2 separate regions of the Homo sapiens genome follow, and region 2 is linked to region 1. Evidence: chromatin loops called from intact Hi-C (ENCODE). Cell type or tissue: PC-9. All regions are shown on one strand. Each heading gives the region's core, and the rest is flanking DNA. Links, peaks and the distances in the headings are about the cores only.

The links. Peaks named below come from ENCODE experiments on the same cell type or tissue, not always from the same donor. Only the 100,000 strongest peaks of a DNase experiment are listed, where the experiment ranks them.
Region 2: a loop joins it to region 1, with 12 times the contacts of the local background. A loop is called at or near these places in 2 of 110 quality-filtered maps.

The regions. Positions count from the first base shown.
Region 1 is chr7:142,532,426-142,537,808 of GRCh38, forward strand. It overlaps TRB and TRBV13. Among named protein-coding and RNA genes, the nearest start is that of MIR11400, 61 kb to the left of the region's middle. In PC-9, for the core only: CTCF peaks have their summits at 2,790 (motif pointing right) and 2,995; a DNase peak (open chromatin) is centred at 2,836.
Region 2 is chr7:142,355,314-142,360,696 of GRCh38, forward strand. It overlaps TRB and the pseudogene TRBV8-1. Among named protein-coding and RNA genes, the nearest start is that of PRSS58, 100 kb to the left of the region's middle. In PC-9, for the core only: CTCF peaks have their summits at 2,756 (motif pointing right) and 2,972; a DNase peak (open chromatin) is centred at 2,848; H3K4me3 peaks cover 342 bases; H3K27ac peaks cover 647 bases.

The DNA.
Region 1 (5,383 bases), core at 305-5,304:
AAAATGGATCTTCAAAATCCCAAGGCAAAAACAGAACTGCAAGGAGAAACAGACAAATCCACAATTATAATCAGAGATTTCAATAGCCCTCTTTTAGTAACTGGTTTAACAAGTTGACAAAAACAAAAGACAACTAAGGATACAGAAGATATGAACTACACCAACAACCAACTTGACTTAATTGACGTTTACAGAACACTTCATCCAACAGCAGCAGAATACATGTTCTCTTGGAGTGCGCACTGATTGTGTGCCAGCATGGACTACGTACACTGGGCCATAAAACAAGCATCCATGCATTAAAAGTATTCAAGTCAAACCAAGTGCACTCGCTGGTCACAGTGAAACTTCATTAAAAATCAGTAAGAGAAAGATTTCTGGAAAAGTCCCGAATATTTCAAAATTAGATAATAGTTGTCTAAATAACTCATAAAGCAAAAAATAAATCAAAAGATAAAAGATAATTTACAATTATTTTAATAGTATATTTTGGTCATTTTTTTTTTCTTTTTGACCAAATACTGGTGAGAATGAAGATAAGTAAGACCTTTCTTTTTTATTTTTTTTTTAAGACGGAGTCTCAATCTGTCACTGAGGCTGGGGTGCAGTGGCATGGTGTTGGCTCACTGCAACCTCCGTCTCCTGGGTTCAAGCAATTCTCCTGCCTCAGCCTCCCAAATAGCTAGGATTACAGGTGCCCACCACCATGCTCAGCTAGTTTTTATATTTTTAGCAGTGACGGGGTTTCATCATGTTGGGCAGCCTGGTCTCGAACTCCTGACCTCAGGTGATCCACCTGCCTCGGCCTCCCAAAGTGCTGGGGTTACAGGCATAAGCCACCACGCCTGGCCCAAATCTTTCTTTTTTGGGGGGAGAGTAAATTGTAAAACCGTTTTTGATGAGTAATTTAGCAGCATACATCAAAAGAGTTAATACTGCTAACACTCCTTGACCCAGAGTGTTTTTTATTTAATGAATTTATTTCAAGGAAATTGCTATATATGCATAAAATGTTTGAGAATGTTCAACAGAAAAGAAATTATTTTAAACTGAACAAATATAAAAATATATCAAAGTTGGTATGATGCTGCCAAAGCAGGACTGAGGGGAAACTGAAGAACAGGGGATAATTTTCTATTCATTCTGAGGCCAGAACTACTCTGATACCAAAACGAGACTAAGAGATTCCAAGAAAGCTGCTGACTAATATCTCTCAGGAACACAGATTCAATGATCCTTTTACCATTACAGCCTAGAGAATCTGACAATATGTAAGAGGGATAGTACAACATGGTCAAGTAGGGTTTATCTCAGTAATGCATTGTTGGTCTGACATTCAAAAAACAGACTATGTCATTTACCTTATCTGTATGAAAAATATGAAAAGTATATGATCATATCTATAGATAACTTAAGCATTTGATAAAATTCCATATCCTTTCTTGAAGAAAACTGTTATCAAACTCAAGAGTAACAAGAAATTTTCTTCACCTAAAAAAGGACATTTATGACATCCTATGGTTAAATAGAATATTTTTGCAAGCAAACTGATAAGTCAAAGATGCATATGTAATTCCCAGATCAAATACTAAAAACAGCAAAAAGAGGATAAAATAGCCTTTTCAGCAAATGGTTCTAGAAAAATGGGATAATATGGAAAAATAATGAATCTCTAGCCTTATCTCACTCCATAACCAGATGTGGGCAAACTATGGCCTCCGGGCCAAATTTGGCCTTTGTCTGTTTTCATACAGCCCAGAAACTAACAAAAATTTTACACTTTTAAATGATTGAAAAAAAGTAAAAAGTATTTTGTTACATATAAAAATCTAAGATATTCAAATTTCAGTAAACATAAATGAAGTTCTATTGGATCATGGCCACAGTCATTCGTGTATATATTGTCAATGGTTGCTTTTGCACTACAATGACAGAATTGAGTAGTCGAGACAAATACTGCATGATGCACAAAACTAAAAAATTTATTATTTCACCCTTTACAGGAAAACTGCTGACCCTTCCCATAAACAAAATTTAGTAAGAGACACAAAAAAATCCCAGATAATCGAAAAACTAGAAACTGAAAGCTTCTGGAAGAAAACATAGCAAGCTCTCTTCATGATCATGGGGTAGGCAAAGATTTCTTAAGGACAAAAGAATGTTCTAACCATAAAAAAAGCAAATTGTTCTTTATGCAAATCCCAAAAAGTTCTTCAAAATACATTACGAAAAAATAAATGTATATCTGAGAAAGGGCTGGATTCATATTATAAAGAATTCCTACACATCAATCATAAAGAAGGCAATTCACTAAAAACAAAAAGTTGACTAGAGAATTAAAAAAAAAAGATATATAAGTAGGCAGTTTCTTTTCATGAGACTAATGTGTTTATTTCTCCAGCTTAGATGATTGTTTCACTGATAGCATGTCACTGTCAGCTGCCTCCAGGAATTATCTTTGGTTAAAGGGAATGCTTTGCCCAGGTCTCACCCCATTCCTATGGCAGCTGGCATTTAATGACTGGCTGATATCTCCCTTCCTACACCATTATTTGATGAAATTTAAAATTTAAATTAAAATGAAAAATTTTTCTTTCTTGTTTAAAAAGACATTTGCTTTATGTCTCCCTCACCAACCTGTGCAAAATTTGAGTTTGAGGCAGGTAAACCTGAAATCAGCAAGAGCTGTGCTGTGTCCTGAGAGATCCTGAGGGTCTAATTTAGGAAGCACCCAGTCTCCCTAGTCAGGGTCCTTAGAGCTTCCTCATAGTGACTACACACTGGCCACTTGGGGGCACTGTGGATCCACTGAGTGGGTCACTGATAGCGCTGTCTGAGAGAGAGAGGGTTAAGGGAGACAGTCTTGATTTCGTCTCTGTATCAGGGATATTACCAGATGAACCAGAGGTACTGCTGGCACAGGAAGAGTTAATCATAGTCTTATCAGATCAACTGATATGCAACATGTATTTGTCATGACAGGAAGCCATGAACTGAAGCCTTGTGTGGCCTCTCTAGCAACCTAGGTTTGATGGGGAGTGTGATGAGGGTTTCAGCAGGGCAGCCTGGATAACCCAAGCCAGGTGGAGATAAAGGAGCATCTGCCTCAGATGAAAATCTCAGAAGCTGTGCGGATGGCTGTCTGCCCGGAAGCCTGCCCCCTCTCGCTCAGCACAGCTAGCTTCCCCTGCTCTGCAGGAAGCTGGACAGGATGGGGGAAAGCCTGAGTTAGCTGAGCTAGTCCTGGAGTACAGGGTGCCTATGGGAGCCTACAGGACGATGACATCAGAACAGTGACATCACAGTAAAAACCTCCAAAAACGGTGAGGAGGAGCAAAAGCCCTGCTTTCTCACCCCAGGAGACCAGCAACCTGAGCAGGGAGATGCTTAGTCCTGACCTGCCTGACTCTGCCTGGAACACCAGGCTCCTCTGCCGTGTCATGCTTTGTCTCCTGGGAGCAGGTGAGTCCTGAGTACAGGTGGGACATCCCTGTATCCACAGTGTTCAATTGTTGCTGAAGTGTCAAACTCTCCCGAGCTGAGTCTTCAGCTTCTGTCTCCTTCCTCCACAGGTTCAGTGGCTGCTGGAGTCATCCAGTCCCCAAGACATCTGATCAAAGAAAAGAGGGAAACAGCCACTCTGAAATGCTATCCTATCCCTAGACACGACACTGTCTACTGGTACCAGCAGGGTCCAGGTCAGGACCCCCAGTTCCTCATTTCGTTTTATGAAAAGATGCAGAGCGATAAAGGAAGCATCCCTGATCGATTCTCAGCTCAACAGTTCAGTGACTATCATTCTGAACTGAACATGAGCTCCTTGGAGCTGGGGGACTCAGCCCTGTACTTCTGTGCCAGCAGCTTAGGCACAGCCCTGGAGAATTACTGGCTTTCTGTACCCAAACCCTCCTATCTCACTTGAGGATGTAATAGGGAGAAGGAGGTGGGGGCTGCCACACAACTTTAGCCAAGCCCCAGAGATGCTTCTATTCTTTTCTAACATTTTCCCCTGCCCTGCTGAGCTCAGTGAGAGCTCCTGCACTTGTGGGCTCCAGACCCACTGGAAGTTCTCACATCTTAGCCAGTACTTTTTAATTCCTAGCAAGTGGCGGGAGCTTCTACTCTGTGCCAACATAGGGGTATATGTTTTAGTGTGTTTCCTGTTGCCATACAGAATACCTGAGACTGGGTATTTTATAAAGAAATGAAATTTGTTTCTTACAGCTCTGGAGGCTGGGAAGTCCAAGGTCAAGGACCCACATCTAGTGAGGACCTTCTTGCTGGTGAGGACTCTGCAGAGTCCCCAGGTGGCATAGGGCATTACATATGAGGGGGCTCATGAAAGATGGTCAAACTGGCTTTTATAACAGACCCAACCTCATAACTAACTAATTCCTTCTATAACCCATTAATCCATGAATGGATTAACCTTTATGAGGGCAGAGTCCTTAAGATCCAGTCACCTTCCAAAGGTCCTACCTCTCAACGCTGCTGCATTGGGAACCAAGTTTTCAATATATAAATTATTTAGGAACACAGTCAAATCATAGCAGTACACATTGCGGGTTTTTTTTTTTTTTCTTTTTTGAGACAGGGTCTCACTCTGTCACCCAGGCTGAAGTGCAGTGGTGCTGTGATCATGGCTCATTGCAACCTTGAGCGCGTGGGTTCAAGCAATCCTCCTGCCTCAGCGGCCTGAGTAGCTATGACTACAGGGACACATCACTACAAGGTGTGTCCCCAGTTCCTCAGTTCCTACAAGGTGATGTGTCCCCTTGCCTGGCTAATTTTTTTTAATTTTTATTTTTGTAGAGATGAGGCCTTGTCATGTTGTCCAGATTAGTCTCAAACTCCTCAAATGATCCTCCTGAGTTTATGTGTTTTAATGCAAAGATAGACATTAGCATATCCACTTTATACATGTAGAAGATTTCAGTGTACCATTTTATAGATAGGAAGCTGTGGCTCATGAACTTCTCCAGTATTTCATATTTCCAAGGATCAAAGGCAGGATCCAAACCTACGACTCCATGCCTCCAAAATAAAATTTCTAAAATTCTATAGTGTTTCCTGGGCCTTGGTCAATGAGCTACAGCAGAGCACTATTCTTCCATCTCAAGACTAGCCAAGCAGTAGAAGAAGGTCACATATTATGGAATGTGGTTACTATGGCTTATGGCCTGCCAACCTCCAGGACATATAACTTCCAGCCAGAGAATATTTGTCCTGTTTTAGTTCCATATAGAATGGGGCCACAATATGTCCTAATATAGACATATAGTGACAAGGGGCATTTCTAATACATCACAGGGTTCAGTCAAGGAAACAGAATCCTCTAGGAATTCCAAGGAGAATAGGAGTTAATACAGGGAATTGGTGGTTA
Region 2 (5,383 bases), core at 211-5,210, 180 kb before region 1:
CCCTGAGAGCTCTGTGCTCTCAGCAACTTCAGAGAACTCATCAATCCTTTCTGGGCTCAAACTTCCCTTTGTCCACTCGAAGACCCAGGGTCACACTCTCATCCTATTACAAAAACAATGGGCTTTGCTATCGTTGCTGATGCCTCATTTCTAGGAGTTGAGTATTAAGCACTGAAGAGCTTTGAAAGTTGGGCTTCTGAGTCAATTGATGTGCTGGAGCCAACTTTTCTGACTCACGAGAGACAAATAGGCACACTCTTCCCAGCTCCCCATTCAGTGAAGCCATGTTGACAGCTTGAAATCCACCATAGTGCCTGTGTTGATACAACAGAAATTGGTAAGTACTACTAGGCATGTGCCCACCTCCACAGACACTCAGTGTACCAGCACATCACTGGAATGTTTTCTGAGACAGTGATGTCCCTGTTATGTCGTCATGTCTTGTGGGGCCAAAAGGACTCCGAATTCACCTCCTCTCTGTTCTTGCTTTTAGAAACCATAATCTAAAATAACCTCACCTGACACTATTTCTATTCAATCTCCAAATTCCCTCACTTTGTGGGTCTGTGTCTCCTGTAAGCATGTCAGTCCACAACTTGACAACTATTTTGAATGTAGCTAAAGGATACAGTGAACCAGTTTATTATTTTCAAATTATCCTTCCTTGCATGGAATATGTAGATGCTGCAGTCATTGGGAACAGAGATGGGGCAAGCAGCAGCTCTGGGCCGTGAACCACTTTAGAGTCAGACAATTCTTCAGTGGCACAGACACACCCTTGGGCATGGACTAATTTGCTTTGGAAACTAAGCAGTTCCACACCAGTCACCAATGACCTTGGATCTATTTCCAGCTGAGAGGTCAAAAAGATCACACTACCTAAATGTCCTCCTCTCCAATATATAGTACAGCCCCCGTCCATCTCAGTCCCTGGAGGTCATCCAGAGCTCCCAGAGAATCTCTGCTCTGGGGCAGAATCACCACGTCTCCTCCTCGCCAGCTCCCCACAGGCTCCAGCAAGGCTTTCCTGCCAGGTGCAGGGCATGGGTGTGGCTCTGCTGTCTCTCAGGTAGAGGGAGGCCATACGATGATGTTTGTATAAGAAGGATTGGGTTTCAGAGGTTCCTCTCAAATACTTGACATAATTTTATTTGCTTTTTGTTTCACTCTACAATGTCACCATTTAGGAGAGCAATTATTTTGGTTGCATTATTTATGGAACTTTGAAAGATTTTTGTGGTTAAATTAATTTAAGAAATCATTCCCATTGTGCATCTTTTCTGTTCAGATATAATCTGAGGCAGTGAAAGAAACAGCAATGATTCTGAAAGCAGTCACTTACATGCCCTCTGATAAAGGCATTGTTCAAGGTTCATTACTCACACCTAACTTTCAGTCTACTGGAAATGAAAGGCACAGAGTTGGGGGCCTGTGATCAAGCCACAAGAGAGGACTATACCAGCTACTCTGGGACTTCAGGGCACGAAGAGATGACCTCCCCTTTAGACTCTGCTCAACGACGAAGGAATGAGTTGGTCCATGGGAACCTGAGGAGCAGAAATTCCGGGAGCCTTTAACTGGGACGGAGCAAGGACTGTAGAGCAAGTCATTGGAAAGGGAAATGGTTCATCTGGTCTGTCACAGAAGATAGTGGATAGAAAGGTCATATAATCCCCAGTTCCCTGGCTGATTTGCTTCCTTATGATACTATTTTGCAGCAGCGTACCGTCATCTCACACCACTCCTCTACCTCTTCCAGAATCATCTCCTCCCTCTCTGCTGCTCAGATCAGCACATGTGCATTGCACAAGCTATTCTTTTACTGTAGCAGACCTTTTGCTGGTCTTAATTATATCCATCCTTATTTTCCCATTAGATACTGCTCCCTCCATGATTGCTTATTGCCTTGCAAGGGATCCTTTACCCCCCGCCCCCAGACAGAGTCTCACTCTGTCGCCCAGGCTGGAGTGCAGTGGCGCAATCTCGGCTCACTACAAGCTCTGCCTTCCGGGTTCACGCCATTCTCCTGCCTCAGCCTCCCGAGTAGCGAGTAGCTGGGACTACAGGCGCCCGCCACCACGCCCGGATGATTTTCTGTATTTTTTAGTATAGAGACGGGGTTTCACCGTGTTAGCCAGGATGGTCTCTATCTCCTGACCTCGTGATCCGCCCGCCTTGGCCTCCCAAAGTGCTGGGATTGCAGGCAGAAGCCACTACGCCTGACCAAGGGATCCTATTTTTTATATCCCAGTTTTACTTTTTATTAACACATATCTGACCCCATCTTGAAGGTAATCACATTATCTGCCTAGACTTTTGCTAATCTTTATTTTTATGGTACCATTGTCATTTGGGGGGACATATTTGTTTATCTTTGGTAATGGAAATGAAATTACGTTACACTTCACTTTCTGTGTTTTCTTCCTACTTTAGGGTAAATATTATTTCCTTCTATTCTTCCTATTCTATTCCTCTCTCTTTAGATAGTTTTAAGGGAGAAAATGTCAGTGAGACTGTAACTGCAGCTATGGGGTAAGAATTATTTAGAATGAGGGTGGGATATTAAGCTTGATAACTCAAAGGAACAGTCAGGGTTAAAACTAATGTTGGGATCGGGGTTCAGAGAAGTTGCTTGTAAAACCTGCAGGATGGCACTTCTGGAATAGTCTCCCGGCTCCCTCTGCAGACACTTCCCAGCATCCCTTGGGCCATTTCCCTTGCAAAAGCAATGATGAAATTTCACTTATTGGCCACAAGATGGCACTGTGGTCCACTGGGCTCTAAGAGACTCTGGGGAGAGCCTGGGAGAGCAGCCTAGGAAGGAAAGGGTTAAGAAAAATCAGGGCTGGCATCCAATATCATGCAGATGTTGCAGCAGTTTTCAGTTATTGCTAGACTACCTACAGTTATACAACATACAGGAAATACCTCTAATCTTTAATGAGATCCACAGTTGAAGAAGTTTGGCCTGGCAGCCTTGGTGTCAAGGGCAGGTGCAGACAGAGGAGCAACTATCTCAGAGGAAAATGGGAAAGTGAGGGGTGGGCTGTGGCTTAAGCCCAGTGCGTCTCTGCTGCACCCCATCTTCCCTGCAGCTCTCACCAGGCAACAGCCTCCATGAGAGTAGGTGGATCCTGCCTGAGCCCAGTCAGAATGCCCCAGACTAGGTGAACTCTGTAGGCATGGGGAGTAACACAACAGGCCCACCTTTCACACGTTTCCAAAGTCTAGGCTCCAAGCCTTTTTTTCCCCTTTCCTCTGCAGAGTCCTGCCACTTCTGAAGCCTTGTCCTCACTTTCTGCCTGCCTCTCCCACAGCCCCCATGGAGGCAGGGATCAGCCAGATACCAAGATATCACAGACACACAGGGAAAAAGATCATCCTGAAATTTGCTCAGATTAGGAACCATTATTCAGTGTTCTGTTATCAATAAGACCAAGAATAGGGGCTGAGGCTGATCCATTATTCAGGTAGTATTGGCAGCATGACCAAAGGCGGTGCCAAGGAAGGGTACAATGTCTCTGGAAACAAGCTCAAGCATTTTCCCTCAACCCTGGAGTCTACTAGCACCAGCCAGACCTCTGTACCTCTGTGGCAGTGCATCCGCAGCCCTGCACAGCCAGCTGCTCTCTGCACAAAAAAGGGCAGCCACAGGCTGGAGGTGGGCACTCCTTCCCAAGGCCTCTATCTCAACCAGGAGATAAAGATGCCTTTTTTGAAGCTCTTCTCAGATGTCCCAGCAATGGGCTCCCAGTCTGTGCATCCTCCTGCAGCAGGAACTTCAGTGTGAGCTGAGGTCCATCACTGTGATGTGGATGCACGAATGCAAACAACACTTAATGTTATTTTACTCAATTCAGAATATTCTGGCAGTTGCGTAAAATAGGAATAGTAGCTCCCAAAATGAAATTTGTGTCTCATTTTCTTTATGAGAGAAAAGAAAAAAAAACAGAAAGCAGCTGGGCAGCTTTAACCTGCTTGAGTGATCTGGGATTCTACAAGTCTACAAGTGGTACAAAGAACATCACCTTGGCCTGGATGCCAATGGATACCAAACACTACAAAAAGTATTGAAAACAATTTATAAAAGACCTAAATAAACAATCTACTTATAGGAAATGTTAGTAGATCCATCGCATAGTGCCATTATACCTGACGATGATCAACTAGTGAAATTATTATGTAGAGATTATCAGCTAAGCCTCTACTTATTACCTCTGAGCATAGAGCAGTGTTTGAGCCTTCTGAGGGTATCTTAAGGAAGGAACTTAATTCTTACCATTACTTTGGCTTGGATTAAAATCCATGAGCTTGTCGTTTTTATTGTAAAATATTACAGAATAATAATGATCAAACGTTTTATTTTCCTCTAGCGTTTATTCCTCTTTAGAACGTGCAGGTTGAAGCTCACACACATGAGCAGGGTTCCTTAAGATGAGATCCATTAACTCCAGGACTGGGAGGTACACAGCTGGCCTTCACAGGAAGTGCAAACCCCAAATGCAGTGACCCCTCCTGTGTCTACGCTGTGCCCAATACCCCTCTGTGAGGCTGCCATAAAGGCGGGCAGGCTCCTTGCTTGGCAAAAAAATCAGTTCACCAATTGGCCACTTTGCTGAAGACCAGAATAAAAGGCTAAATTGTGAGAATGATGAATGCCCAATTCCCAAATTGTGAAATGTGTAACAGTTCACGATTCTTGGAATAATTTCAACCATGTGTGGTTTGTTTTTTTTTTTAAGTTTTTCTTTGTCGACAGCTTTCTTTCGGCCACTGATCCTCAGTTGTTTCCCAGCCGCCTTGTCAGCTGATCTCATTTTGATGCTAATTTTTTTTTTTTTTTTGCTAGCTTTGGGATTATTTGTTCTTGTTTTACTATGTCCTCTAAGTGTGGTGGTAGGTTGCTAATGTGAGATCTCTCTAACTTGTTTATGTGGGTGTTTCGTTCTGTAAACAATACTCCTAACACTGCTATAGCTGTGTCCCAGAGATTCTAGTATATTTAATCTTGGTTTTCATTAGTGCCAAAGAATGTCTTGTTTTCTACCTTCATTTTATGGCTTACCCAAGTCATTCACTAGCAGATTGTTTAATTTCCATGTAATTGTATGATTTTGAGAGATCTTATAACTCTTGATTTCTATTTTTTTTGTGCTGTGGTCCAAGAGTATGGTTGACATGATTTCAGTTTTTTTTATAATTTGTTTACAATTAGTCTGTGTCCAATCATGTGGTTGATTTCAGAGTATGTGCCATGTGTAGATGAGAAGAATGTGTATTATGCTGTTATTGGGTGGAGTGTTCTGTAGATGTCTGTTAGGACCACTTAGTCAAATGTTGAGTTTAGTTTATGAATATCTTTGTTAGTTTTCTGCCTTGACAA